Regions from separate parts of the Homo sapiens genome. Here regions 1 and 2 are each linked to region 3. A link is an interaction called in ENCODE POLR2A ChIA-PET data of the cell type or tissue named here. Cell type or tissue: Panc1. All regions are shown on one strand. Region 1 has its middle 13 kb from the start of LGALS13. Region 2 holds the start of LOC105372399 (a long non-coding RNA gene). Region 3 holds the start of DLL3 (delta like canonical Notch ligand 3).

Evidence for each region. ChIA-PET counts read pairs that join two places held together with the same protein. Peaks named below come from ENCODE experiments on the same cell type or tissue, not always from the same donor. Only the 100,000 strongest peaks of a DNase experiment are listed, where the experiment ranks them.
Region 1: POLR2A ChIA-PET joins it to region 3 with 16 read pairs; 2 of 35 experiments call an interaction of 5 or more read pairs at or near these places.
Region 2: POLR2A ChIA-PET joins it to region 3 with 16 read pairs; 3 of 35 experiments call an interaction of 5 or more read pairs at or near these places.

What each region holds. Positions count from the first base shown.
Region 1 is chr19:39,585,141-39,593,140 of GRCh38, reverse strand. It overlaps the pseudogene RPS29P24 and the pseudogene RPS29P25. Among named protein-coding and RNA genes, the nearest start is that of LGALS13, 13 kb to the left of the region's middle. In Panc1, CTCF peaks have their summits at 2,770, 4,708, 6,902, 7,103 and 2 weaker places; no DNase peak of the experiment used is centred here; H3K27me3 peaks cover 6,507 bases.
Region 2 is chr19:39,546,965-39,554,964 of GRCh38, reverse strand. LOC105372399 (a long non-coding RNA gene) reads right to left here and starts at 7,508. Exons shown (of 3, transcript XR_935966.3): 1 at 7,389-7,508; 2 at 1,609-1,819. RefSeq lists an enhancer at 2,258-2,347. In Panc1, no CTCF peak of the experiment used is centred here; a DNase peak (open chromatin) is centred at 3,314; H3K27me3 peaks cover 2,247 bases.
Region 3 is chr19:39,493,522-39,501,521 of GRCh38, reverse strand. TIMM50 (translocase of inner mitochondrial membrane 50) reads right to left here. Exons shown (of 11, transcript NM_001001563.5): 11 at 7,743-8,000. It overlaps DLL3 (delta like canonical Notch ligand 3), which reads right to left and starts at 2,575. Exons shown (of 9, transcript NM_203486.3): 1 at 2,479-2,575; 2 at 2,049-2,330; 3 at 850-907. The coding sequence starts at 2,547. RefSeq lists a silencer at 3,196-3,255 and an enhancer at 2,879-3,871. In Panc1, no CTCF peak of the experiment used is centred here; DNase peaks (open chromatin) are centred at 2,647 and 3,091; H3K4me3 peaks cover 2,222 bases; H3K27ac peaks cover 589 bases; H3K27me3 peaks cover 808 bases.

The DNA of each region.
Region 1 (8,000 bases), 92 kb before region 3:
GCATTGAGGTTGATTCCATGTTTTTGCCATTGTGAATACTGTGGTAATAAACATTCACATGCACATGTTTTTATGGTAGAATGATTTATATTCTTCTCGGTATATACCCAGTGATGGGATACATGGGTTAAATGGTAGTTCTATTTTAGCTGTTTGAAGAATCATCACATTGCTTTCCACCATGGTTAAACTAATACCACCAACAATGTGTAAGTGTTCCCTTTTCTTTACAAGCTTGCTAGCATCTGTTATTTTTTGACTTTTGAAGAGTAGCCATTCTGATTGGTGAGAGATGGTATTTCATTGTGGTTTTGATTTGCATTTTTCTAACATTCAGGGATGTTGAGCTTCTTTTCATATGCTTTTTGGCCACATGTATGTCTTCTTTTGAGAAGTGTCTGTTCCTGTCCTTTGTCTACTTTTCTTTGAGACAGGGTCTCACTCTGACACCCAGGCTGAAGTGCAGCGGAGCAATCTCGGCTCACTGCAATTTGTGCCTGGGCTCAGGTGATCCTCCCAGTTCAGCCTTCTGAGTAGCTGGGATTACTGGTGCATGGGGTAACATTTGCCTAATTTTTCTAATTTTGTAGAGATAGGGTTTCACCATGTTGTCCAGGCTGGTCTCTCCTGGGCTCAAGCGATGCACCTGCCTCAGCCACTTAAAGTGCTGAAATTACAAGCATGAGCCACCGCATTCAGCCCTTTGCCTACTTTTATTTTGAGATCGAGTCTCGCTCTGTCGCCCAGGCTGGAGTGTAGTGGCGCGATCTCGGCTCACTGCAACAACTGCCTTCGGGTTCAAGAGATTCTCCTTCCTCAGCCTGTCGAGTAGCTGGGACTACAGGTGCGTGCCACCACACCCGGCTAATTTTTTGTATTTTCAGTAGAGAAGGGTTTCACCATGTTAGCCGGAATGGTCTCAATCTCCTGACCTCGTGATCCGCTCTCCTCCACCTCATAAAGCGCTGGGATTACAGGCGTGAGCCACCACGCCCGGCCCCTTTGCCCACTTTTTTATGCAGTTGTTTGTTCTTTTCTTGTAAAGTAATTACAATTCCTTATAGATGCTAGATATAAGACCTTTTTCAGATACATAATTTGCAAATATTTTCTCCAATTCTGTAGGTTGTCTGTTGACTCTGTTGATAGTTTCCGTTGCTGTGCAGAAGCTCTTTAGTTTAAATAGATCCATTTGTCAATTTTTGCTTTTCTTGTGATTGCTTTTGGCATCTTTGTTATGAAACTTTTCCCCATTCCTACATTTAGAATGATATTGCCTAGGTAGACTTCCAGGGTTTTTATAGTTTTGGGTTTTACATTTAAGTCTTAAAACCCCTCTTGAATTGATTTTTTCTACATAATGCAAGGAAGGGATTCAGTTTCAATCATCTGCATATGGCTACCAGTTATCCCAAAACCATTTCTTGAAGAGAAAGTTCATTTTCCAGTGCTTGTTTGGTCAGCTTTGTTAAAGATCAGATGGTTGTAGGTGTGTGACCTTATTTCTGGGCTCTCTATTCTGTCCCACTTGTCTATGTGTCTGTTTTTGTACCAGTACCATACTGTTCAGTTACTGTGGCCCTGTAGTATACTTTTAAGTTGGGTAAAGTGATGCTTCTAGCTTTGTTCTTTTTGTTTAGAATTGTCTTTTTTAATCAACTCATTCTTGGTTCCATGTGCATTTTAAAATAGTTTTTTTTTTTCTAATTCTGTGAGAAATGTCATTGGTAGTTCAATAGGAATAGCATTGAATATGTATATTTCTTTGGGCAGCATGGCTGTTTTAATGATAATGATTCTTGCTATTCATGAGCATGGAGTGTTTTTCCATTGGTTTGGGTCATCTATGTTTTTTTAGGCAGTGTTTTGAAATTATCCTTGTAACGATCTTTCACCCACTGGTTAGCTTTCTCTCATTGAGTGGATTTCTTTCATTGACTGTTTCTTTCATTGAGTGGATGTCTTGCTTATAAATTGAAGGCAGATCACTTAGCCTAACCTAATGAAACCTATATCCTTTAAGTACTTATGGAAACAGAAGTGGCACACATCGAGTCAATATTTTTGGATAAGGTCATGCTGGTTTAAGCAGATGTAACAAGAGTGAGAACCCTGGCTAAATTTTTGTGGGTGGCTCCAGTAGAGCTATTGGTGACCCATTTTACTTTCAGGTTGTAGTTTATTATTCCTAGGTATTTTATTTTTTATGGCAATTGTGAATGGAATTGAACTTCTGATTTGGCCATATGCTTACGTGTTGTTGGCATATAGGAGTTCTAGTGATTTTTGCACATTGGTTTTGTATCCTGAAAGTTTGCTAAAGTTGTTTACCAGCTTGAGGATCATTTGGGTGGAGACTATGAGGTTTTCTAGATAGGAAATCATGTCTACAAACAAGGATGGTTTGACCTCTCTTCCTGTTTGGATGCCCTTTCTTTCTTTCTCTTGCCTGATTGCTCTGGCCAGGACTTCCAAAACTATGTTGAATAGGAGGGGTGAGAGAGGGCACTGCAGAAATTGGGGTCTGAAGATCCAAATTCAATTCCTGCTCCATTCATTATACATATTTTGAGCTGTGATTTATCAAATACAAAACAAAACAAAAAATTTATGTTAATTCTGTCTTATTGGCCCCTCACTTGCAAATACAGGCCCAGAAGCACCAGTGCCCAGTACCACGGACAGCACCTTAGAGGAAACAGCTTTAGGGGACTTGGGCATCAAGGACAACATTAGCAGAGTAGATTTATTCTTTGGGGGCTTTCATCAAAAACTGAAAAGCCCTACAGACCTTTCAGAAGGCAAGGCTTTAGAGTCCAGAAATGCTGTGTTCTGAGCAATGCTGTGTTTGCTGGGAGAAGACCATGAATTCCGGTTTATCTGTATGAAAAATATGTTGAGTAGGTCCCCAGAGGCAAATCAAAAATCGTTTGTTGAACATTGATTCCTGGACTCTATGCCTTCTCTTTTCATCTCAGACATCTCTCTTGGCCACCAAGAGCACAGGGCAGCAGCTGGTATAAAGATAAGTGTAACAAAAGGCTTATATGAACTGAACTGAGCTGGTGAATATCAGTCAAGAAAAGGCAGTCACTGTGTGTTTGCCTGGCAGGGACAGCATGTAGGACCCTGTAAGCTATTCAAATACAATGGGCATCAACCAGGGGCATGTAGATATGAAATCAAACTCGTGTTCTGATCAGAAAGTCATGGGTTCCAAGATTGTCTTTATCCACTGAGAGCAAGAATTGTCTAATTCCCCAAAAAATGATTTCCATGCTGATGAGGGGGCCTGTGATCCATCATCAAAACAGAGAAGTGAACAAAACTGTGAGAGGGAAGATATAAGGAGGAGAATGTGTCTAACAAGAACCTGAGACTCCCCAGTGAGAATGAAGGGAATTTCAGTTCATACAGGAAAGAAACAAGAAAGAGAGGCATGAGAGTGTTATTTACTGTGCATTGACACCTAAAGGTATCTGGATGTTAGGTTAAAGGAGGGCAAAACGGGAGGCATACCCATGAGTAAGGTTGGAGTTGAACAAACTGTGGCAAGGAACATGAGAACGGAGAATGAGGATGATCAAAATGATGCCTTAGATGGGCCCTGCAGACAAAGAGGCTATTTGTTGAGACCCTCTTCAATCTGCATTGTTTGGCTTTTAGGTAATATGTTGTTTATCTTCTCCTAAATGGTTCTCTATTTGTGTCATGAAATAGGTGACAACAGCTCTTGTAGCAGGAAAAGGGTTTTCATTGTGCCATCTTTGTGGGAGCTCTAAGACACTGACAGTAGAAGGTGGAGACAACTGTGGCAGAGAAACATTTTCAGAGAAGATGCAAATGGGGGTCTTGTTGGTTTCAGCAATGATATGGACCAGTGATGGCTGCCTTTTTTGTCTTTTTTTTTTTTTGAATTGGTTTCTTTGTTTTAATTTTTTTTTTCATGTACAAAGAGCTAGCATGGTTTCTTTCACTGAGTGGATGTCTTGCTTATAAATTGAAGGAAGATCACTTAGTCTAACCTAATGAAATCTATATCCTTTAAGCACTTATGGAAACAGAAGCGGCACATATCAAGACAACATTTTCGGAATAGGTCATGCTGGTTTGAGCAGATGCAATAAGAGTGAGAACCCTGGCTGAATTTTTGTGGGTGGCTCCAGTAGAGCTATTGGTGACCCACCTTGCTTTCAGTTTTGTTGTTTATTATCTTTTGCCCCTCTAAAATAAGTGTGTTCACTGCATTTTCCTATATCTGTTTTAGTCTTGTATGTTTAATTTTATAGGGCAGATAATATATTTCTTTAGTGCATATGTTGAAAGTGCACCTGATAATTTGTAGTCACCTCATGGACACCAGATCCTGATTGGATGATAAAATACTAGACTTCAATCTGAGCCTGTTCCTGTAAACATGTTGCCTTCAGTGGTTCCTTACAGGATTGGTATCCTTGATATATGAGAAGCTTGTAAGCCAGTGAGGACCGAGTGGAAATAATTGCCAAGGATGCTCCTTCATGACCACATGTCACAATAACCACAGCTTATGAAGTTCCCTTCCTTTGATTTGGGCTGTGTGTATGGCTCACTTTGATCAATATAATGTCATAGAAGTGACACTGTCTGCCTTTCAAAGCTAGGTCCTATGATACCTTGCACCTTCTTCCTGAGCCTTTTGGGAGGCTTGCTTTGGTGGAAGCCTATCATCATTCAGTCCAAGAAACAGGAGACTCTCATGATTTGAGGGAATTCAAGGCATGAATTTGGAGGTGAGGTAGGAAAGGAAATAACCAGCCAGCCCCAGGTGTTCGCCCAGCCCTAGTGTTGAGTCAGACATGAGTGAAGCATCCTCTGGAATCACAGCCTGAAATATCCTTCAGAAAACGTCACTTTCACTACATGATCTACCACCCACATGAGTCCAGTTAACTGAGCAAGATCAGAAGAAAAGATTGCTCTAAGCCAACATGTGTTGGGAGGTTTGCTGTGCTGCAATGCCTAGTGAAACAGCAACAAAGCAAGGTCTGCTCACTGTGTCCATATGTATGAATTGTGTTCATCCCAACAATAAACTACATATTTTCTGATCTAAAACCATAACCATTTATTTTTAAATAGAAATTCAAGGATTCTGCCACTTACATCAGAAAAATCTCGCTATTATTTTTAAACATCAACAATTGGGGTTCTTTAAGGGAAATCTTGGGACTCTTGTGATTCTCTAACTATTGCTTGGATTGAAGTTTTCATGTGGGAAGTGTGTCTGTTTCTAAAGTTTCTGCATGGTAGCCTGTACAAAGCCAGGCACCGTGATTACACAATAAATATCCTGAGAACAATGGAAATAATTAGAAAATTCCACCAGATTGTCCTCAAGTTACAAAATTTCTCCCCAAAGCCTCGAGGTACACCTGTGAGGCTTTAAACAGCTACCTAACATTTCAGTGCAGTGAGTCATCTAAGATTGGGTAAGGTATTTGTCTCAGAGTCTCTGATGTCAACAATGTGCTGTAGAAAGATGCCGTACATAATGACTTCTAAGACATTCTAAGGACCTTGTCACTCCCGGAGTCACAAGAAGGTTTATCCACTTTGGTTTCTGGATGCCTCCCATAAAGTTCCTTGGGCCTTCTTGAGGATGATGACTTCCTCTTTCCCCATTAAAGCAAGAACCAAATCCTGGGAAGTGTGGTGATGTTTTAATGACCAAGTGCAGGGGAAAGGGTGAGGAGAGACCATGCTGTCAGTAGGCTCTGGGGATTCTGTGGTCACATAGAAAGAGGGATTCCATGGCGAAGGATATGAACAGACGCTTCTCAAAAGAAGATATTTATGCAGCCAAAAGACACGTGAAAAAATTATCATCATCACTGGCCACCAGAGAAATGCAAATCAAAACCACAATGAGATACCATCTTATACCAGTTAGAATGGCAATCATTAAAAAGCCAGGAGACAACAGGTCTCCTGGAGAGGATGTGGAGAAATAGGAACACTTTTACACTGTTGGTGGGACTGTAAACTAGTTCAACCATTGTGGAAGTCAGTGTGGCGATTCCTCAGGGATCTAGAACTAGAAATACCATTTGACCCAACCATCCCATTACTGGGTATATACCCAAAGGATTATAAATCATGCTGCTATAAAGACACATGCACACGTATGTTTATTGAGGCACTATTCACAATAGCAAAGACTTGGAACCAAGCCAAATGTCCAACAATGATAGACTGGATTAAGAAAATGTGGCACATATACAGCATGGAATACTATGCAGCCATAAAAACTGATGAATTCATGTCCTTTGTAGGGACATGGATGAAGCTGGAAACCATCATTCTCAGCAAACTATCACAAGGACAAAAAACCAAACACTGCATGTTCTCACTCATAGGTGGGAATTGAACAATGAGAACACATGGACACAGGAAGGGGAACATCACACACCAGGGCATGTTGTGGGGTGGGGGGAGTGGGGAGGGATAGCATTAGGAGATATATCTAATGTTAAATGATGAGTTAATGGGTGCAGCACACCAACATGGCACATGTGTACACATATAACAAACCTGCATGTTGTGCACATGTTCCCTAAAACTTAAAATATAATTTAAAAAAGCAGCATTCCTCAACAGTGAGGGATGTGGTCATCTCCCTCAATTGCAGACAGACATTGAGGTCAGGGAGACATCTCTCCACACTTGCATTATCTTCACAGAATATGGTTGAAGTAGATGGGCAAAGATGTAACAGTGTTGGCCATTTATTATTACCTAAAAGAGGGAAAATGCATCAGAAAGACAGTATGCCACCAAACAAGCTTTCAGCCTCCTCTCCACTCTGTCCTACTACCTACAACATCCCCTGAGAAAACTACTAGCTATATAACTGAACCCAAGACACACACTTCTATTTACATGTTAACATTTGTGCTTATTTTAGAGAGTTGCTTACTTTCTTTCTAATGTTTCATATCATTCTTCCAGCAAGGCTCTACCACTCTGTGTCACATGGTCCGTGCTTGCTCAGCCTCCCCTCTAGCTTGGAAAATCCCCATGGCTAGTGACTGTTTCATGAACTTGAATCCTGCATCTTGCAGAGGGGTTCACACAGGGTTAACGCTAGACCATGTTCATTGAATGTATATCTTTCATTTCCGTGAACTATGACTGCCATTCACTGCTGATGGCCTACTTTCCCTTTGGAGTTGCCTAGATTCGGGCTGATGGTGGCCAAGAATAAAACTCAAGTGTTGTTGGAGAGGCCCAATTGGACAAGTGTTGCAAAACATAGACTATCATTTTGAACAGCTTCTAAGCATAGAAAGAGATCCCTCACTTGAATCTGAATAAAATGTGAATCTTTTGGCCTATCCATTAGAAAGGGCCAGAACATTGGGACATATTCTTTATTACTGAGGCTATAAAGTAACCTTCTAGGTGTCAATTTGTTAAATTTAAAATACACACATTTTTGAACCAGTTATTTTTTTCTTTGTAATTATCTTTCAGTATAAGTAAGGGAGGTGGATAATGACAAAATAAATTACTAGAAGTCTTAATACAGCACCATTTGTGAGAGCAAAATATTGGAAATAACCTCAAGTCCCATCAAAACAGTCAAGTTCAGTAATTTTGGGTAATCCTTCTAATGCAATATTATGCAATCTTTAAAAACTGAGGAAGCACCATTAGTAGACGGGATCCTCAAGGTATATTCTTTGACAACAAATCAAATCAGTTTTTAAGGTGTAATGTGTAGAGCAATGTATACTGGGATTTTCTTAAAAACAAGTGAAATTATAGATCTATATGTTTCCATAAGCAAAGATTTGCTGTGGAAGGAGAGCAGAGCACTGGTAATGCTCCCAGGAATAAGATTGGGTCCAGGAGTGAAAGAAGGACTTAATTTTTCGTTGACTAAAACAATTTTATTCTTATGGATATTGTATTCATTCAGCTAAGTGAAAATTTAAATAACTGCATAAGTAGAAGTG
Region 2 (8,000 bases), 53 kb before region 3:
GATCCCCATGGCCAGGGATTGTGTCTCTTGACCTTGAATTCCTGCATCTTGCACAGGGCCTGCCACGAGGTTAGTGCTTGACAATGTTTATTGAATGGGTACTTTTAAGTTCCACCAACTGTGACTCCCATTCACTGCTGATGGCCCAGTTTCTCTTTGGAGTAGCCCAGATCTGGGCTGGAGGTGGCCAAGAATGAAACCCAAGTGTTCTTAGAGAGGAGGAACAGGACAGATGTTGCAAAACATAGGATATTATTTTAGCAGCCTATAGTAGGCATATGAACAGATGCCTCACTTAGAGCTGAATAAAATGTTCACCTTTTGGCCTACCCGTTAGAGAAGGTGAGAAAATTTCAATATAATCTGTATTGCTGTAGCTATGAAGAAAGTCATCTTAAAGGTATTAATTTATGAAATTTTAAGATTTTTCACACAATTTTCAACCAATTATTTTATGTCTTTGCAAGTATCCTCCAATGTAAGTATTGGTAGGTTGATAATTACAAAAGAGTTGATTAGAAAGCTTAATACAGCACCCTTTGTGAGAGCAAAATACTAAAAACCACGCAGTAACCATCAAAACGGTCAAGTTCAATCATTTTGGATCATCCTTCTACTGGCATATTATGCAATCTTTAAAAAATGAAGCAGCAGGCCAAGCGCAGTGGCTCATGCCTGTAATGCCAGCACTTTGGGAGGCCAAGGCGGGCAGATTACCTAAGGTCAGGAGTTCGAGACCAGCCAGACCAACATGGAGAAACCCCATCTATACTAAAAATACAAAAAATTAACCAGGCGTGGTGGTGCATCTCTTTAATCCCAGCTACTTGGGAGGCTGAGGCAGGAGAATCGCTTGGACCTGTGAGGTGGAGGTTGCAGTGAGCTGAGATTGCGCCATTGCACTCCAGCCTGAGCAACAAGAGCGAAACTCCATCTCAAAAAAAAAAAAAAGAAAAATGAAGCAGCACCATAGATAGATGAATTCTCCAAGATATGTTCTTTGACTATAAATCGACTCTAGTTTCCAAAGTGTAATGTACAAAGACATTTATAACAGCATTTGTTTAAAAAGAAATGAAAGCATATATGCATATATGTATATATGAATATGTGTATAGGCATATATACAAAAAGGAATGAAAGCATATTATACAAATGAGGAAGAGGAAATATACGGTTCTCTAATGGTAGATTATCTCTGGAAGGAGAGCAGAGAAGCTGGTAGTGTTGTTCTGGGGAGTAGGAGTGAGGTTCGGGAGTGAAAGGAAGAGTTAATTTTTGACTGACTAAAATAATTTGATTCATACATGTATTTTGTCTATTTGGCCACATGAAAATGTAAATAACAGCATGAGCAGAAATGACAGCTATGGAAATGATTCTCCACCTTGGGGGAAATGGCAAGTGAACCAACCTTGACCTTGGTCAGATTTGGGAAAGAGCTGAGGGTGGCAGTGCAAGCAGAGGGTGCTCTGTGATGAAAAGCCTGGGGCAGGAGTCGTTATGGGAGATGGGTCCCGAGGGACTGGTGGGGCCAGGGCAGGGAGAGCTACCTCCTGCTCTGGGAGTCCACAGAGGCTGCATGCTGGGAGCTCCTGGGGTGCTCACCTGGTCCTCCTTGTCCAGCACTCAGATGCGCAGGTCAAATGATTGGCCACCCTCAAAGGGCATATTGTCAGATTTCACCTCACACTTCCAGACCCCCCACTCATGGCTGTTCATGGCCACACAATGACCAAAGTGCACTCGGAAATGGAAAGCGATGTCTGAGTCCTCATCCATCCCGGTGTGGAAATCCACCTGCAGCTGTGGCTCCTTGCTGAGGGCAAAGCACACGGTGTGTTGGGCAGGTCCTTCCCTTGTGGGGCACACACTTACACCAACACAAATTCCCTCCCCACTCAGAATCTCTGAGAGAGAGACAGGGGCATCAGTAGATGTCATTCCCCTGTGATTTCAATGTGCAGACAGGATGGAGAACCAGCGGGTTAGAATAATTTGTCACAGAATTGATGGTATTATGTGGCAGATACCCTTTTTCACAAGAGGTATTAGGAGGATTTGGGGAAATGCTTATATGAGTGTAGCCTAATTTTACTGGCCCAGCCCCATGAAGAAGCCCACCTTCATTTTCTTCAGTGAAGTATAAAGGGGAAAAGAAAGATACAGAGACCAAATTTCTTATTTATTAAAAGTCAGAACCTGGGCAACATGGCAAAACCCCATCTCTACAAAATATACCAAAAACAAAAAAAATTAGCCAGGCATGGTGGCATATGCCTATTGTCCCAACTACTCAGGAGGCGGAGGTAGGAGGATCAGTGGAGCCCAGGAGGTCGAAGCTGCAGTGAGACATGATTGCACCAGCCTGGGTGACAGAACAAGACCTTGTCTCAAAGGGAAAAAAAAGAGAAGTCAGTATTCGTAGACTTACAGGAAACCACAGTTTCAGTTCTGGAGAGACCTCTAGAAATAGTCCATCTCCTCAAAATATACACAAAATTTCAGAGGAGACATCAACTCAACAAGTTAACAATAGAGGAAGTACTTAGTAAGTTGCTCTGACAGGGTCCCAAAAGAACACTCAAAAGGGCCAGGCACGGTGGCTCACACCTGTAATCCCAGCACTTTGGGAGGCCAAAGGTGGGCGGATCACCTGAGGTCAGGAGTTCGAGACCAGCTTGACCAAGATAGTGAAACCCACCTCTACTGAAAATACAAAAATTAGCCAGCATGGTGGCGAGAGCCTGTAATCCCAGCTACTTGTGAGGCTGAGGCAGGAAAATCGCTTGAACCTGGGAGGTGGAGGTTGTAGTGAGCCGAGATCGCACCATTGCACTCCAGCCTGGGCGACAGAGCAAGACTCCATCTCAAAAAAAAGAACACTCATAAGAGACAAATGGTGGATGACAACTTTGATAGACAACTTCGATAGAATTTTTCACATTAACAATCTCAGAAGGCCGCCCCTGATGGCTCACGCCTGTAATCCCAACACTTTCGGGGGCCAAGGCAGGTGGATCTCTTGAGCCCAGGAGTTCAAGACCAGCCTGGACAACATGGTGAAACCCCGTCTCTACAAAAATTAGCCGGGCATGGTGGCATGCATTTGTAATCCTAGCTATTCGTGAGGCTGAGGCAGGGGGATAGCTTGAGCCCAGGAGGCAAAGGTTGCCGTGAGCCGAGATCGTGCCACTGCACTCCAGCCTGAGCGACAGAGCCAGGCCTTATTTCAAAAAAAAAAGAGGAAAAAAAAAGAAAAAAAAAACACTATCTCAGAAGAGATAGCAAATCTGGGTAAGTCTTTAGAACTTGTTTCTATCAAGATTTTGACTTGGCTGCCCTCTAGTGGGCAGAAGCCTGACCCGACAGTAAGGAGAGAGAAAACGGTGGGCTCCACTTTCCCCAGTGTTCCCAGCTGGAGTGTGGATTCTGCACAACCGTTACCAGGATGCTCTGAGTCCTGGCCTCTTTTTTTTTTTTTTTTTTTTTTTTGACAGGTGGAATCTCACTCTGCCACCCAGGCTGGAGTGCAGTGGCCCGGTCTTGGCTCACTGCAACCTCCGCCTCCCGGGTTCAAGCAATTCTCCTGCCTCAGCCTCCGGAGTAGTTGGGATTACAGGCATGTGCCACCACGCCCAGCTAATTTTTTTTTCTACTTTTAATAGAGATAGGGTTTCACCATGTTGGCCAGACTGATCTCAAACTCCTGACTTCAAGTGATCCACCTGCCTTGGCCTCCCAAACTGCTGGGATTACAGGCGTGAGCCACTGCGCCTGGCTGAGTCCTGGCCTCTACTTAGAGGTTTATGTGCAAATGTTTATTTCCAGAAATTGTTTGCAGCAGTGACTTAGGGGAAAGGACAGTTTAATCATAAGGAAGCAATCAGACGCCAGGCGCCGTGGCTTACGCCTGTAATCCCAACACTTTGGAAGGCTGAAGCGGGCGGATCACCTGAGGTCGCCAGTTTGAGACCAGCCTGACCAACATGGAGAAACCCCGTCTCTACTAAAAATACAAAAAATTAGCTAGGCATGGTGGTGCATGCCTGTAATCCCAGCTACTCGGGAGGCTGAGGCAGGAGAATCGCTTGAAGCTGGGAGGTGGAGGTTGCAGTGAGCGAGATCATGCCATTGCACTCCAGCTTGGGCAACAAGAGCAAAACTCCGTCTCAAAAAAAAAAAAAGAAAAAACAATCAGACAATCCCAGAAGTATGGGATGTTATACAAAACAACTGGCCTGGACTACGCAAAAACTCAGTGTCAAGATAGCCACAAAAAAGGAGAGGAGGCCGAGCACAGTGGCTCACACTTGTAATTCTAGCACCTTAAAGGCCAAAGCAGGCAGACTGCAGACTGGGGGAGGATTGCCAAAGGCCAAGAGTTCAAAAACAGCCTGGGAAACATATCAAGATTATCTCTACTAAAAAAAAAAAATTAATTAGCCGGGCATGGTGGCACCCACTTGTAGTCCTGGCTACTTGGTAGGCTCAGGTGGGAGTGTCGCCAGATTGAGGCTGCAGTGAGCCATGATTGTGCCTTTGCACTCCAGACCAGGAGACAGCAAGACATCATCTCGAAAACAAAACCAAAAGAAAAACAATCGCAAGATGGGCATTGGTTAGATCAGATCTCTTCCACTGTTATAATTTTCTCACTGTTATCATTCATGCAAAAGTGGTTTCAAACCTAAGCGTAAAAATGAACCATTTTTCCTGTATCTTTGAGTCTTCAATCTGAAAGTGCTTGTGTATACATGTTAAATAAATTTGTATGCCTTTTCTCCAATTAATCTGCCCTTTGCAAATTGATTTGTCAGCAACCTTGAGAGGACCAAAGCCCTTGGCCCCTACAAGGGATTTAATTGGCTTTTATTTTATTTTATTTTATTTTATTATTTTTCTTCTGGAAGTTGGCTGCCTTTCTAATTAAAAAAAAATACCATAGGTAATTCTTTTCTTTTTTATTTATTTTTTTAAATAATAAGGACAAGGTCTTGCTATCTTGCCCAAGCCAGTCTCAGACTCCTGGGTTCAAGCAATCTGCCACCTCAGCCTCTCAAAGTGCTGGAATTACAGGTGTGAGCCACCGTACCCAGCCAACTTATTCCTTTTATTTGTCATCCTTATGTAGTAGCTGAGACCACACAGGTGTGCACCACCATGCCTGGCTAATTTTTGTGTGTTTTTGTAGAAACAGAGTCTGGCTGTGTAGCCCAGGTGGGTCTCAAATTCCTGGCTTCAAAGAGTCTCCTGCCTCAGCCTCCCAAAGTGCCAGAATTACAGGCATGAGCCCCTGCGCCCTGCCTGTTTAACACCTTTTCAAATCACCTTATTTGAGGTGGTATTTATTCCTCTTCAAACTGCAGGGAAAGGTCTTCCAGGCCAATGGACCCATCGCTTCTAAAAGAGTTCCAGTGTTGGGTTCTGATCATGGCCTCTACTTAGAGGTTTATGTGCAAATATTTATTTCCAGGATCTGTTTGCAGCAGTGACTTAGGGGAAAGGACTTCTCCTATACCTTATGCTTCTATCATTTTCAGGCTCCTTTTGTGAACTAGGATGATTTAACTTTAGGATAAGTTCTGTTCTTGCATTTTATTTCTTTCACTAAAAGAAAAGATGAGCCAGACGCAGTGGCACATGCCTGTAATCCCAGCACTTTTGAGAGACCAAGGCAGGCGGATCACCTGAGGTCAGGAGTTTAAGACCGGCCTGGCCAACATGGCGAAACCCCGTCTCTACTGAAAATACAAAAATTAGCCGGGCAAGGTGGCTGGGGCCTGTAATCCTAGCTACTCAGGAGGCTGAGGCAAGAGAATCACTTGAACCTGAGAGGCAGAGGCTGTAGTGAGCCGAGATAGTGCCACTGCACTACAGCCTGGGTGACAGAGCGAGACTCAGGGTCAAAAAAGAAAAAAAAATGATGAATTGGCCTAAGTTGATTTTATCTTCAAATAAAGAAATAATAAGCAGGTAATGTTCTTTAGCATGTATAAGGCTGGCCAGGCACAGTGGCTCACACCTATACTCCCAGTGCTTTGGGAGGCTGAGGCAGGTGGATCACTTGAGGTCAGGAGTTCGAGACCAGCCTGGCCAACATGGTGAAACCCCCATCTCTACTAAAAATACACAAATTAGCCAGGGGTGTTGGCACATCCCTGTAATCCCAGCTATTTAGGAGGTTGAGCTATGAGCTACTGGGGAAGCTGAGGCAGGAGAATCACTTGAACCCAGGAGGCAGAGGTTGCAGTGAGCTGAGATCATGCCACTGTACTCCAGCCTGGGTGACAGAGTGAGACTCTGTCTCAAAAAAAAAATTAAAAATTAAAAAAAATTCTCATGTAAATACAATGTGACCCATGGTTCAGAGACTTATTTAACTCATTTATCAGGGAGCTGGCAAGATGGTAAAACTGGCTCAAAGAAAATTTGAGAAATTGAGGATATATAAACTGAATAAAGGATGCTGTAGCTGTGGGACCAGCCCAAACTGGGCCTATTCTGTTGATAACAAAATGTTGGCCGAGCACAGTGGCTCACGCCTGTAATCCCAGCACTTTGGGAGGCTGCGGCGGGCAGATCACCTGCGTTTGGGAGTTCGAGACCAGCCTGACCAATGTGGAGAAACCCCTGACTCTACTAAAAATACAAAATTAGTTGGGCGTGGTGGCGCATGCCTGTAATCCCAGCTACTCGGAAGGCTAGGCAGGAGAATCGCTGGAACCCAGGAGGTGGAGGTTGCAGTGAGCCGAGATCGCACCACTGCACTCCAGCCTGGGCAACAAGAGTGAAACTCCATCTCAAAAAATAATAATAATAAAGTTACCTTGTAGGTTTAACAGAACCAAAATTGCAAGTCATGTAGCCTGAGCATGCAAAATAGAAAACGTTTTGACCTCTAACTACACCTGGAACCAACAATTTCCTCCCCCAGGAACCAATAAGACTGGGACATAAACTGAGTACAGTGGCTCATACCAGTAATCCCAGCACTTTGAGAGGCTGAGGCGGGAGATCGCTTGAGCCAGGAGTTTGAGACCAGCCTGAACAACATAGCAAGACCCTGTCTCTATTAAAAAAAAAAAAACAAAAAACTGGGACATGATCAGAACCCAACGCTGGAACTCTTTTAGAAGCGAGGGGTCCATTGGCCTGGAAGACCTGAGGCTAAAATCTGCCTCAACATGCCTTAGCATAAACGGTCAAATTCCAGAGAGGCGCAGTGGTTCACGCCTGTAATCCTAGCACTTTAGGAGGCCAAGGCAGGCGAATCACCTGAAGTCAGGAGTTCCAGACCAGCCTTATTTCCACGCTTTCAATAATTCTTAACAGTGTTTCCAGGAGTTAGAGAGTTTATACTAAGGGTTCTCAGACTCCAGTATGACCTTCTGTTTTCCCCTGAGCTGAGATCCTGGGTGTCCTTCAACTGCTACCAAGCAAGGGGAAGAGAAGAAGGATGGAGACAATTTCATGTCCTTTAGAGCTTGAAGTCCATTAGAGATATGCTTCCATGTTCTGCAAAATCAATACAAAGTATATAAGAAGGGATTATAGGTGGAACAGAGATCATTAGATGAAGATTAGATGACCTTATGTGTGTAAAGCTTTTTGACATAGAGTAGTGCTGGAATAAATGCAGCAATGATGGTGAGAGTGGCCAATAAGGTGGAAGAAAAGTAAGAGCGCATGATGTGGCCTTCCCTGTGGCTTGGGCTTTTCACAGGGCCGGGTTCCTAGAAGAAGCAACCCAAGAGAGAAGGTCTGAAGAGCAGGCAAGGCAGAAGAGAGCAAGGCAGAAGCTGATGCAGGGCCAGGAGCCCCAAAGTGGTGCTTAGCCCGCTGGGTTCTTGGCTTTGCCCAGGAAAGAATTCAAGGGCAAGCCAGAGATAGAAGAAAACAGCTTTATTGAAGAGGCGATGTTACAGCTCGGTGACTGCTCCTGCAAGGTAGGGCTAGAGAGTAGCTGCTCAGGCCGTTTGCAGTCCTATTTATACGCA
Region 3 (8,000 bases):
AGCAAGATCCCATGTCCATAAAAAATAAAAACAAGAAAAAAAATGGTGACAAAACCCCCGCTGTGGGCCTTACATAGCAACAGAGTCTCCCAAGTTGAGGATAGGAATGCCCTGTATCCCTCCCAGGAACCTCTGCTCAATATTCGCCTTGGTGAAGCTCCAACATCCCACGGGGCTCCCTGGGATGTCCACATGGACAAGGTGACAGAGCTTCACATAGGGGCCGAGCGTGGTGGCTCATGCCTGTAATCTCAACACTCTGGGAGGCCAAGGTGGGTGAATCACGAGGTCAGGAGTTCAAGACCAGCCTGGACAACATGGTGAAATCCTGTCTCTACTAAAAATACAAAAAAAAGTAGCCAGGTGTGGTGGTGGGTGCCTGTAATCCCAGCTACTTGGGAGGCTGAGGCAGAAGAATTGCTTGAACCCAGAAGGCAGAGGTTGCAGTGAGCTGAGATCATGCCATTGCACTCCAGCCTGGACGACAGAGCAAGACTCTGTCTTGGAAAGAAAAAAAAAAAACTTCACATAAAAGAACCAGAAGTAATTCATATCGCACCCTGAGCTCTCAACATCAGATGATAAGGTAGGGCTGTGAAATGCTACACTCTGCTCTGGAGCCTTGATAGTAAGAGAGCTTCCCCTACTTCGTCTGGTACCAGAACCACTGCTACATCCAGTACCAGGGACATTTCTGTGCCTGAGATGCCAAGAGCCCTGGAGCTGTCAACACTCAGCACCACATCCCAGGAGCTGTGATGACATCATAAGACCTATAGATAACACCACCAACCCCGTGTCTCACGTGGGCCCCAGCTCCCCACCAGTCCCAAGACTGAAGACACTCACCTCCAATCTGGTCTCCTAACTCCTCTCTCCAGGTTTCGATGATGAAAGAGAAGGTGCCCTGGTTGGGTGAAGGAAGGGGGAGATGAAAGATGAAAGACAGTGGTTAGGGTAAGTACTCAATGAAGGCCAGAGTTCAGGAATGGAGGGTGATGGCCATTGCTGGGGACTGAGCAAGCAAGGGACAATTCCCAGAGGGACCAGACCAGCCCAGGGAGGGAATGACATCTGTGGCTTTTTTTTGGGGGGGGGGGGAGAATCTCACTTTGTCAACCAGGCTGGAGTGCACTGGCGCAATCTTGGCTCACTGCAACAACCTCCGAGGCTCAAGCAATCCTCCCACCTCAGCCTCCCCAGTAGCTGGGACTACACGCGCATGTCACCATGCCCTGCTATGTTTTTTTTTTTTTTTTAGAAACGAGGTCTCACTATGTTACTGAGACTGGTCTCAAACTGCCGGGCTCAGGAGATCCTCCTGCCTAGACCTCCCAAAGTGCTGGAATTACAGTGTGAGCGACTGGACGTGGCTTGCTTTATTGAGCACTTACTACGTGGTAAGCACTTTATTCAAGAGATGTGGTTGAATCGCTCAAAAGGGACCCTTGTGAGGTACCAGGATGATCCCATTTTTAAGCTTAGGAAACTGAGGCTGGAAACCAGGCAGTCACTTGTCCAAAAGGACAAGGGTCAAGCATTGCAATACAGGTCTGTTCATCTTTGTGCCTTTGGGTTGTGGGGGTGGGAGACAGGATTTTGGAGGTGAAAGAGTAATTAATACAGGACCCAACTGAAAGAACTGAGGACAGAAAAAAAAAAAAAAAGAGAGAGAAGATATTAGTGGTCCCCAAGACAAGGTGTGAGAGGTTTGGGGATAAAGATGAGGACCACAGTTTTTAGGGATCCCCAAGGAGCAGAGGTAGGGTTCCTTGAGTTTAGGATTTCAGAGCTTGGGTTTGAAATTCTGGGAATTTGGGGTCCCAGCATCCAGGGTTGGGGAATCAGAACATTTAGAATCCCCAGTGTGTAGAGTTTAGAGGTCTGTGAATGTGGGGTTCCAGACGGTAGAGTTACTGGTCTGGGAATTTCGTCCACCCCCTGGGAGGCAGGATTAGGGTCTTGGAAGCTGGAGGGGAGAGGAGGTGGAGGTTTCGCTGGCAGGGTTAGGCCTCCAGCACCGGGAGTCCCCCGGGGGCAGCACTTACAGGCCAGGCGTCCCGGAAGGGCACCTGCAAGAGGCCGTCGGGCAGTGGGAGATCAGGCGCGGGCGCTCCGGGCTGCTCGGTGTAGACCGGTCCGCGCGCACTCAGCGCCGCGCCCAGGGCGCACGGGGACTCGGCGGCCTCCTCTGAGAGCCCAGGCTTCAGGCAGACTCTGAAGAAGAGGCGGCAGGGGAGCCGGGCGCTGCAGGGGGACCGCGGGGCCCCAGGGCCTGGACCCGGCCCGAAAGAGTGGATCTGCAGCTCGAAGACGCCAGCGGGCCGTGTCTGGGACGGAGACGGGCGCAGGGTGAGGCGGCCGGGAGGACCCAGGCTTCCCGTCCGCCCCACGCTCCTTCCCCAGGACCTTCAGGTCGCACTCACCCCTCCCCTCCGCATTCATCCCTTTCCACGCCACCTCCCACCTGGCTCTGACCTGGGGGAGGAAAATGAGCGCTAGGATCACAGTCTGGGAGAGGAGCCCGGACATCCGTGGGGAGACCATGGCCTTCTGGTGGGGGGGTCTCGGGAGTCGCAGCTGCTGGCTTCCAAGCCTTATATCTGAGAGAATGGCCCCGCCCCTTCAGGCAGCTACCCGGCCCCAAGGGACCAAGGGCGGGGCGGGGGGGGCGGTCACAGGGGAGGGGGAGCGTGCAGGAGCAACAGCGAGATTCCGTCTGTGGTCGTGGGCACGAGCGAGGTCATGCGTGGGTGATCCCGCGACTTTTTGTGTGGCTAGGGTGGGGTGGGGTTAGGGGGCTAAGCCTGTGTGTGAGGTTGTACATGATTTTAAGATTTTGTGTGTGTGGTATGAACCAGAGCTACCGGAGGGTGCACATGACTTTGTCATTGTGAGTCCACGTGGGACTGTGCGGCTCAGCATACGCCTGGAGTTGTGTGTGATTGACACATTTATGAGGTTGTAAACAATTCTGATTCTGCACGCACACCCGAGTGGGACACTAGAAGTGTACACGACTTCGTGATTGTGTGACGCTTTGAGATTGTGTGGCTGTGTGGCTGCTTCTCTGTGCGTGTGTGTTTATGGGAGATCCTGTATAGGCGTATAAACCTGTGACTTTGTGCTCTGTGCGGGTGTGGTAGAGGCTGTGCAAGGTGGTGAATGGCTGAGGGCGCCTGTGTGTGAATGAGACTGGGTTTGAGAGGTCCACGGATGCAGCCGCGTGTGAATACGATGAAGATCCGGAGTTCTTTGTAGACCCCTGTGTGCGCTGGTTTGTGTGAATGAGACTGGGTTTGGGAGATCCACGGGTGTAGCTGTGTGTGGATACGATGAAGATCCAGGGCTCTTTGTGGACCCCTGTGTGCAGGCGTGTGTGTGTTCCCCCTCCGCAAGACAAAGCCACCCTCCCAAACCCCGCATCGCGGACGCACCAGACGCCAGGGCGAGGAGCTCGGCCTCAAGAGGGGGCTCCCAGCTGTATGTAAATGCCGCCATCTGCCGGGCGGCCGAGCCCCTCCCCCTTCGGGCCGCAGCTGGGCTGCCCGTTTGGCCTCCGGAAGGTGTGAGGAGCAAATGGGCAGGAAATTCCGTCTTCACATACAGGGACCCGCTCCCCCACCCCAGAAGAACTGGGGGGGGGGACATCCCGGGCCCTTCAGAAACCCTTTAGTATTCCAGGACCTCAGCAGGAAAAGCCAATTAGGAGCAGATGTCCCAGCCCCTCTGGTCATAATTGCTCCCTGCCAGGCATGGGGCAAAACCCTTGAGCTGGGGTAACTTCTTTTTTTTCCCCCCCAAAGTAAAAAACTTTAGTGCTTAGAGGCTAATAATTATAGGGGAAAATACAGGTTCAATTTATATGTCTTTTTCCAGAGAAGTAAGATATAGTAACCAACGAAGCCTAGCCCAGCAGAGCCAGGCATACAGTAGGCGCTCTGTTTTTTGTTGTTGCTGTTGTTGTTTTTTTCAGAAGAAGAAGTTTTGCTCTTGTTGCCCAGGCTGGAGTGCAGTGGTGCGATCTTGGCTCACTGCAACCTCCACCTCCCGGGTTCAAGCGATTCTGCTGCCTCAGCCTCCAGAGTAGCTGGGATTACAGGCACCCACCAACACACTCGGCTAATTTTTTATATTTTTAGTAGAGACGGGGTTTCACCATGTTGGCCAGGCTGGTCTCGAACTCCTGACCTTCAAGTGGTCCACCCACCTCGGCTTCCCAAATTGCTGGGATTACAAGCATGAGCCACTAATCCCTGCGCAGTTAATTTTTTAATGAATGAAAGAAGACCAGGCTGGGCACAGCGGCTCACGCCTATAATCCCAGTACTTTCCGAGGCTGAGGCAGGGGACTGCTTGAGGCCAGGAATTTGAGACCAGCCTGGGCAACACAGCAAGACACACTTTTCTACAAAAAAAAAGAAAAGGAGGAGGAGGAGGAGAAAAAAACAGCCTAAAGATTCTTCTCTTAATTCTGACAACAGTGGCGTTTGAGCAAGGCAGCGCCATGGGTCAGATTGGGCAGAACATCCCAGGCTCCTTTTCCCTGTATTTGTCTTTTCCACTCCCTTATTTTTTTTTAATTTATTATTATTGTTTGAGATGGAGTTTTATTCTTTGCCCAAGCTGGAGTGCAGCGGCTCCATCTCCACTCACTGCAACCTCCGCCTTCCAGTTTCAAGCGATTCTCCTGCCTCAGCCTCCCGAGTAGCTGGGATTACAGGTGCGCACCACCATGCCTCGCTAATTTTTGTATTTTTAGTAGAGACAGGGTTTCACCATCTTGGCCAGGCTGGTCTTCAACTCCTGACCTCGTGATCCGCCCACCTCGGCCTCCCAAAGTGCTGGGATTACAGGCGTGACCCAACGTGCCCGGCTCCACTCCCTTCTTTAATTCCTTTTTCACCATTCAGACTTCACCTCCTCCAGGCAGCACTACCTAACACTCCCCAGAAGCATCAAGCACCTCCTCTGAGCTCCCACATCCCCCTATGATTCTTTTATTCTGCCCGACCCCTCTGTCTGTGCCTCCCTCAGCCTTGACCATTCTGGCCTATGAGGTCTTTATTTTTTTGAGATGGGGTCTCTGTTGCCCAGGCTGCGGTGCAGTGGCATTATCCTAGCTTACTGCAGCCTCGACTTCCCGGGCTTAAATGATCCTCCCACCTCAGCCTCCCAAGTAGCTAGGATTACAAGCATGAGCCACCACACCTGGCTAATTTATTATTTTTGGTAGAGATGGGGTCTCCCTATGTTGCCCAGGCTGAACTCCTGGGCAAAAGCGATCCTCCCACCTCGGCCTTCCAAAGTGCTGAGATTACAGGCATGAGCCTCCATGCCTGGCCCTGTGGGGTTTATCTAAGCACAAATCAGACCATTTCCTTCACTTGCATTAGACTTTTCTGTAGCTCCCCAGTGCCTTCTAAATATGTAAGCTTCTAAGGCTGACATTTGAGACCCTCCTTCCACATCCCCCCGAGGTCAGACAAGTTATGTGGCCCCAAGGAGTAAAGCCAGACCTTGTAAACCAAAGTCACCTGGAGGCAAATTAGGTCTAATACTGGGTTAGGTGAGGGAATAGGCTTCCCATCACAGAATATATTTTAACAGAATTTGGGCAACCAGCTATGGAAGGAAGCAAATTCCTGCCCTGGATGATCATTGGGGGGAACAGATTCCAGGTCTGAGATATCTCAGAATGTTTGTTTTTGTTTTGTTTTGTTTTGTTTGGGGTTTTTTTGTTTTTGTTTTGTTTTGTTTTTTTGAGACGGAGTCTCGCTCTGTCACCCAGGCTGCAGTGCAGTGGCTCAATCTCGGCTCACTGCAATCTCCGCCTCCCGGGTTCAAGCGATTCTCCTGCCTCAGCCTCCCATTTAGCTAGGATTATGGGCGCCCACCACCACGCCTGGCCTGTTTGTTTTTTTTTTTTTCCTAGAGATAGAGTCTCACTATGTTACCTAGGCTGGTCTTGAACTCCTGGCCTCGAGTGATGCTCCTGTCTCAGCCTCCTAAAGTGCTGGAATTACAGGCGTGAGCCACTGAGCCTGGCTCTAAAATTTTAAAGATTATAAAAATTGCCAGCCTTTGTGAAGGTTTGTGGCAGGCACGATGGCATTTCTTGTGGATTTTCTTGTGGTGTGTGTGCGTGTGTCGTGTCGTGTACTTTAAGGGATTTCTGAGCATCTTTCTGGCTATTCACAACTTTTCTTTATATGTTGACTGTAGTCACCATAGAAGGCCATGCTGGCCAGGCACAGTGGCTCACACCTGTAATCCCAGTACTTTGGGAGGCTGAGGCGGGCAGATCACTTGAGGTCAGGAGTTCGAGACCAGCCTGGCCAACATGATGAAACCCCATCTCTACTAAAAATACAAAACTTAGCCGGGCATAGTGGTGGGCGCCTGTAGTCCCAGCTACTGGGGAGGCTGAGGCAGGAGAATCGCTTGAATCTTGGAGGTGGAGGTTGCAGTAAGCCAAGATCACACCACTGTACTCCAGCCTGGACAACAGAGCAAGACTGTCTCAAAAAAAAAAAAAAAAAATAGGCCATGCTAAGGTCACATTTAAGCAAAGGCCTAAAGGAGTAAGTTGTGTAGTCTCTAGGGAAAAACACTTCTGGCAGAGCGAACAGCAATTGCGGAGGCCTTGCGGTAAGCATGAGGCCCTGAGTGTGCCTCAGGCACACTCAGCTATCCCAGGGCTTCCCTCCTCACTTCATCCCATCTCTGCTCAGATGCGCCTTCCCAAGAGGCCTCCCGACCATCCCATCAGGTCTAAACCAGTCCTCTGAGTCCCCAGATCACTGCTGCTCCTTGCTATACTTTTTCTTTATGCATTTATTACCCTAGGAAGTTATCTGATCATTGTTTGTCTCCTCCATGAGAACACTGAACATCAGCTCATGACAGCAGAGCTTTGGTTTTTTGGTTTTTTTGAGACAGAGTCTCACTCTGTCACCTGGGCTGGAGTGCAGTGTTGCGATCTCGGCTCACTGCAACCTCCGCCTCCTGGGTTCAAGCGATTCTCCTGCCTCAGCCTCCGAGTGACTGGGATTACAGGCGCCCACCACTACGCCCAGCCACTCTTTGGTATTTTTAGTAGAGGCGGGGTTTCACCAAGTTGGCCAGGCTGGTCTTGAACTCCTGGCCTCGTGATTCGCCCACCTTGGCCTCCCAAAGTGCTGGGATGACAGCTGTGAGCCACCGTGCCCGGCCTGAAACCTCATCTCTCTTAAAAAAAAAAAATGCAAAAAATTAGCTTGGCATGTTGGCATGTGCCTGTAGTCTCAGTTACTTGGGAGGCTGAGGTGGGAGGATCACGAGGGCCCAGGAGGTCGAGGCTGCAGTGAGTGGTGACAGCGCCACTGCACTCCAGTGTGAGCAAGAGTGAGACACTGTCTCAAAACAAAACAAAAAGCCAGGCGCGGTGGCTCACGCCTGTAATCCCAGCACTTTGGGAGGCCGAGGCAGGTGGATCATGAGGTCAGAAGTTCAAGACCAGCCTGACCAACGGGGTGAAACCCCATCTCTACTAAAAATACAAAAATTAGGCCGGGCACAGTGGCTCACACCTGTAATCCCCATACTTTGGAAGTCTGAGGCGGGCAGATCGCCTCAGGTCAGGAGTTCGAGACCAGCCTGGCCAACATGGTGAAACTGTCTCTACTAAAAATACAAAAATTAACTGAGTGTGGTGGCTTTCATGCGCGTCCGTGTGAAGAGACCACCAAACAGGCTTTGTGTGAGCAATAAAGCTGTTTATTTCACCTGGGTGCAGGTGGGCTGAGTCCGAAAAGAGTCAGCGAAGGGAGATAGGGGTGGGGCTGTTTTATAGTATTTGGGAAGGTAATGGAAAATTACAGTCAAAGGGCGGGCAGGAGTGGGGGGTCGCAAGGTGCTCAGTGGGGGTGCTTCTGAGCCAGGAGAAGGAAATTTGCAGGGTTAATCACTCAGTTAAGGTGGGGCAGGAACAAATCACAATGGTGGAATGTCATCAGTTA